Linked DNA regions of Homo sapiens: region 2 is linked to region 1. The links are chromatin contacts, found by Hi-C or POLR2A ChIA-PET in ENCODE. All regions are on one chromosome and are shown on one strand. Each heading gives the region's core, a stretch centred on a gene start or an enhancer-like site at or near the end of the contact. The rest is flanking DNA. Distances are from core to core; before and after follow the strand shown. Region 1 overlaps ARAP2 (ArfGAP with RhoGAP domain, ankyrin repeat and PH domain 2). Region 2 overlaps ARAP2 (ArfGAP with RhoGAP domain, ankyrin repeat and PH domain 2).

Evidence for each region. A loop is a pair of places that touch in the nucleus more often than their neighbours do. ChIA-PET counts read pairs that join two places held with the same protein, here RNA polymerase II (POLR2A).
Region 2: a map of CD8-positive, alpha-beta T cell shows a loop between it and region 1 (1.8-fold over the local background). The contact joins two enhancer-like sites. A Hi-C loop is called at or near these places in 1 of 168 maps with a recorded cell type or tissue (CD8-positive, alpha-beta T cell). POLR2A ChIA-PET finds 5 or more read pairs at or near these places in 4 of 52 experiments (GM12878, OCI-LY7, T-cell and 1 more).

The regions. Positions count from the first base shown.
Region 1 is chr4:36,188,704-36,191,348 of GRCh38, reverse strand. The region is part of intron 7 of ARAP2 (ArfGAP with RhoGAP domain, ankyrin repeat and PH domain 2); the gene reads left to right. Among named protein-coding and RNA genes, the nearest start is that of ARAP2, 54 kb to the left of the region's middle. RefSeq lists an enhancer at 1,131-1,180. Within about 2 kb of position 1,353, at least 2 of the 41 ENCODE cell types and tissues checked have a DNase peak (open chromatin) inside an H3K27ac peak, as active enhancers do.
Region 2 is chr4:36,224,055-36,226,699 of GRCh38, reverse strand. The region is part of intron 2 of ARAP2 (ArfGAP with RhoGAP domain, ankyrin repeat and PH domain 2); the gene reads left to right. Among named protein-coding and RNA genes, the nearest start is that of ARAP2, 19 kb to the left of the region's middle. Within about 2 kb of position 1,344, at least 2 of the 41 ENCODE cell types and tissues checked have a DNase peak (open chromatin) inside an H3K27ac peak, as active enhancers do.

The DNA of each region.
Region 1 (2,645 bases), core at 104-2,603:
GAATTGTTTTCTCTTTAACAGGATCTATTAGAAAGATAATCTTTTTTTAGTCCCTGTTTCTTTCAGTACAGTGCTACTTGACTTATTTCTAGTGACAAAATGGGTTAATGGTAACATTTTCCTCAACAAATAGTTAATTATCTCACTAGAGGGATGTTGTTATAAGTTCCTCTAATTCTTATGCAAGCTAAAATTTGGAAACAGATCACGTAGGGGATAAACTGTAAATGTTTTTAGGCATTCTAATTCCTGCTGTCTGGTCTCAGTCTCTACAGACTTAGAGCAGAGGGGCTCTTACACTGTCCCCAAAGATGCTGTGCCCTTTCCCACATCCTTAGGTTGCCTGACAATGGAAAGAGTTTATCTTCCTCTTCTGAATTTCTAGAGCACTTATTGGTCTAGTTTTGGCCTTGTATTGCCATTTTAACCTACTTGGATTTATAGGGTTTCCTTTGTTAAGCCAATCATGTCATGTGTCTCTGCCTAATGATCTTTTTAAACAGTGACTGAGTATACACTATGGGAAACTGGAGCATGTCTTTTCCTACATGTTCCCCTTGTGTTTTTGTTCTTCCATCTGAGCCTCCCTAGCCATTGCCATCCATCAACATTCTGTGCAAACATCAGACCCATCTTGTTATTCACCTCCATGAGCCTTTTCTTGATTTTCTCCAACTGTGTGACATTTGAAAAATAATATGCAGGAAAATTCAGAAGAAAAACAAACTGAAAGTAGGGAGGCAAACCAGGAGACTGTTACACTAAGCCAGGCGTTATTATCATGTAGACTAATGTATAGGCTCAGTGGAGCCTCAGTGGAAGTGATAAGAAATGAATTTCAAGAAATATTAAAAATGAGCCATCAGAGATTGTTATAATTGTGATTGATTAGACATAGGATTCATTCATTCAGAAAATATTTCTATAGTATTAACTACATGAAAGGTGGTGAGGAATGTAGATAAATGACCTGAAGCCTATTTGGGGAGAATATATTAATTAAATGATCACACAGGTAAATATAAAGTCACCGTTTAAATCACAATGAATAATTGTTATAAAGGAAAAATCCAGGTTGCTGTTAGCTTAAATTAGGGTTATCTGTGAGGATGAGGGGTTTGAGAGAATGTGCTGGTCAGAAAGGCTTTCTTCAGGAGGATATATTTATGCTGAAATATGAAGGTTGAGGAGGCAGTAAGTATGTGCAGATGGGCGTGAAGACAATTCGTTGCAGAGCAAACAGTGTATGCAAAGGCACTGGCTTGGGTAGAAATGTGATATATTCAGGAAACCTCAAGAAAACCAATGTGACAGTAATTCACAGTTGGTGAGTGGTGGGGAGGAAGTTTATTCTAGATGTGGGGAGAATGCAAGCTATGTGGGTGCAAAGGAACCAGCAAAGGTCAAAGATGACTTCATTCTATTTCAGATGGACTGGAAGAGTTGATATTTTAATGGACAGATATAAGGAGAGTGTAAGTCTTCAGGTGAAAATAAATTCAGTTTTACAGTTTATGGTGCTTACAAGACAGTTACATAGACTACTGATGACTTGAAATATGGCAGTGAAATTGAGTGAAATGAATAGATAAGAAAGGAAGAGAGAAATTTTAGATTACTCTGCATAAAGTTGGTAGAGCTGGAGGACATTATATTAAGTGAAATACGGCAGGAACAGAAAGTTAAACAGCCCATATTCTCACTGATGAGGAAGCTTTTTTCAAAGTGAATCTTACCAAAGTAAAAAGTAGTACAGAGGATAGTAGAGGCTGTGAAGGGTAGGGAGAAGGAGGACATAGGGAGAGATTTGTTAAAGGGCAGGAACTTATAGCTAGAGAGGCGGAATAAGTCCTAGTGTTCTATAGCACTGTAGGATGACTGTAGTTAACACTAATTTAATATAGTTTCAAATAGCCAGAAGGAGGATATTGAATGTTTCCAACACAGAGAGATGATGAATAATTGAGATGATGGACATGCTTGTTACCTCTTCTGGTCATTATACTTTATATGTATCACGACATCACTATGTATCATGACATCACTATGTATCCCATAAATACGAACAGTTATTATGTGTTAATTTAGAAAATTAAAAAAAAATAGTGGAAAAGGATTTTTATAGGGAGAGAAGATAAAGTAAAAAGGAGAAGAAATAAGTTGTTTACTAAGTGCTTATTTCTTGACATCCTTCTCTCTTTTCTGTATAAGGTTGCCCATTCATCTTCCTGAATCACAGCTCATTTGCCATACTCAGTTTTGGCTGCATGGGAGGACATAGGAGAGCCTTCATTGCATTGGTATTTAAGATTACATTAAAGAATGGATAGGATTTTGATGGATAAATAAAGTCAGGGATGGGAGATTGGAACAGAGCTAGTGAAGGAGAAGAAACTTAAAAAATACTCAGAGATAATGCCATGATGATATAGTGTATCTCCTTAAATAGCAGAAGAGGATATCCTTCTGGTAGAATGCCATGATGCTAATGATGACTGTCCCTTACCAATTGCTAAGGCAGGAATTTATGGCTAGGAGAAATATAAACTCAGTACTTGCTCCCTGCATGGAATGGTTTGCTGTTTTTTCCAAATCAGTTATATCTGGGACCTGCTCAAAAGTGTGGGTTCCAAGGATAACGCTGT
Region 2 (2,645 bases), core at 95-2,594, 35 kb before region 1:
GATATAAAACAGATTAACAGGAGAAAAGCATACAAATTTATTTCATACAAGTAATATGAGTTTTATGTGCCACAAGAATCCTCATAAAGAGATAAAGATCCAAATAAGTAGTTAGAGTGAAACGCTTAAATAATGAATTGCAAAAAGAGCAGTAAGTTGTGAAAAACCAACTAAATTATGTGGGGGGGGGCTTAAAAGATACGTTTTTTTAACAAGGTCTGTACAGAATTCTTTGGTCTCAACTTCTTGTCCTTGAGGACAGGATGTTAATTTCTTTCAGGGGAATTTCATCTTCTGCTTTTAAGGAGGCTGGAAGATCAGAGTCCTCTTTTTACACCTGTTATTTTCCAATATTTGAATTAAATGCCTTTATTCAAAATAGTAAGTATGCTGGAGTGGTATATTTTCAACTCCTTCTGTTGTAAGCTTTGTATCATATGAAAAGCTCGTTATTCAATTTGTGACTGAGTCTTTGAGAGTGGAAACATTAAAATTAGTAGTAAATAATTTAGTACTAGCTATATCATAGCACTGTTTTTTTTTTCATGTGATTTTTAGGCCAGATTACTTATCCTAACCTTTCTTTTCTTTGATTATGGTAGTTAATAGCAGCATTGCTTTTGTGGTGCTCAGATCATAAAATGAGCAAATAAATTATTTTCAGACTTCACTGTTTGTTTTTCCTTGTGCTCCTTCCCTATGTTGCAAATAGTAATTCCATGATTTTAAAGTGTTATAATATAACTTTTTAAATCAAACTGTGGGTTATGTAACGTGAGTTTCTCTTTGGTCAATGATATTGATATTGATTGGTCATTGATATTGAACCTGCAAATGATATTTAGTGCATTCCTTGATATACCAAAAGAAAATATTTCTTTATGGCCTGTGTTTTTAAAGGAATTACTAAACATTTCATACAGCTGCTCAAAGGAATGTGGATATTGACTTTGCAGTCTTTTCCTGACATAGGGCTCTTTGTTTTTCTCTCCCTGGACACGTGCCCTCCTGCCTCCTTCCTCTCAACAGAATCTGATAGAACTGATGCTCTATTAAATTTTTTGTCTTTGTTGTGGACTTGGGTTCTTCCCTGAATTCCTGCCTGCTCCTTTTAACTGGAGGGCTGGCCTGGACAATAACCTCAGGTTATCTTTTGAACTATTTCTTGAAAGCTAGATCAGGACTAGGCTCCAAGCACCAGCTCCTTCCTTATCACCTTCACTTGGAGGCCTTGCTAGTCCCTGGGAGCCCTCCAAGCAGAAAGCAGATGCCACATTGCCCATGGGAGTTGTAGGTGTGCCATGTGATCTTATGCAGAATCTTCTTAGTGCCCCAGGCAGGAAGGAATCTCACAGCTACTGAAGGAAGTACATTTTTCCTCCTCGCTTTAGTGATTTTTGTACATCTTTCATGCAATTGTATTATCCTTGGGATAGGTCTCAAAGCCTTCTTTTTAAGGTGTAGTGCCTCTGAATGTTTTGGGGGTAAGGGCAAATGAAGAAGCAGAAGTAGTGGGAGAGGGATGGTGTGCAAAGCTGCACTGTTGTGGAAGTACAACTGTTAGAAAACTGAGGGGCTGTGTTGACTCCTTTGAGGGCTTTTCAAAAGTTTGAAATCTAAACCTGAAGTCTCCTGTGTTCTTTGAACTTTTTATTAAAAATAAAAATCTTGGATATTTTTCCTCTGTATTCACATAGACATTCAAAATGGTTGACATTATTTTATAGATTTTAATGTCAACAATACATATGAGCAAAAAGTACAGAAAAGTAATCAGCATTTGTTTGCTGCACTGAATAAGAAATATACAGAAGGATATCCTTCATTTTCATCTTCAAGAAAATTTTATGTTTCACGTTATAGTAGAAAAATACTTAGCAATCTTAACATTTTGATTTCTTTCTTTTAAAATGCTTTTTAAATTCTATGAAAAAAGGCTAATTATTTTAATATTTGCTAAATTTTGAATTGAATACATAAATAATTAAATCTAAATTTAAATAGAAGTTAGATTTATTGTTAGAAGGTGAGGGTATCTATCTGCTCAATAATCTAAGTTAAAAAGTCATTACATTTATATTTCATTTTTGTAAATCCATCTTGTTTGAAAAACGTATAAAATTGAAATTTTTGCTAGTAGATTAAAAAATTCATGATGTTGTAAACTTATGTGTTGCAGTAGTTCTGTAATGATAATTCATTCTTACCCTAAGGATGTTTTTTAAAACTTCACAGATTGAGGCTTAATTATCTGTGCATTGTCAGTTTCACATTATTGGTCTATGCTGTAATTACACTCTCATGCTTTCTGAATTCAGATTTGTCTGTTTTAGTTAGATATTATGAAAACCTCAAGGCAGTGTTAAACTGCTGCCTAATGATTGTGTTTTTTTTTTTTAATTTCACTCTAGAATGACCCATAGTCTGTAATCAATTGTGAGAACTGTTTTTATTTATTTATTCATTTATTTATTTATTTATTTTTAACATTTTGTGAAATGATGATCCACATATTTGTTGTTTCTTTTTTTATTTGGCTGCCTTGTCTAAGTAGTAAGTAAGTACAGTTCATAAGGGGATATCTTTGACATTAACCTTTATGCCACTGCTTTTCTGGGCAACTTTAGTGATTAAAAATATTAAAA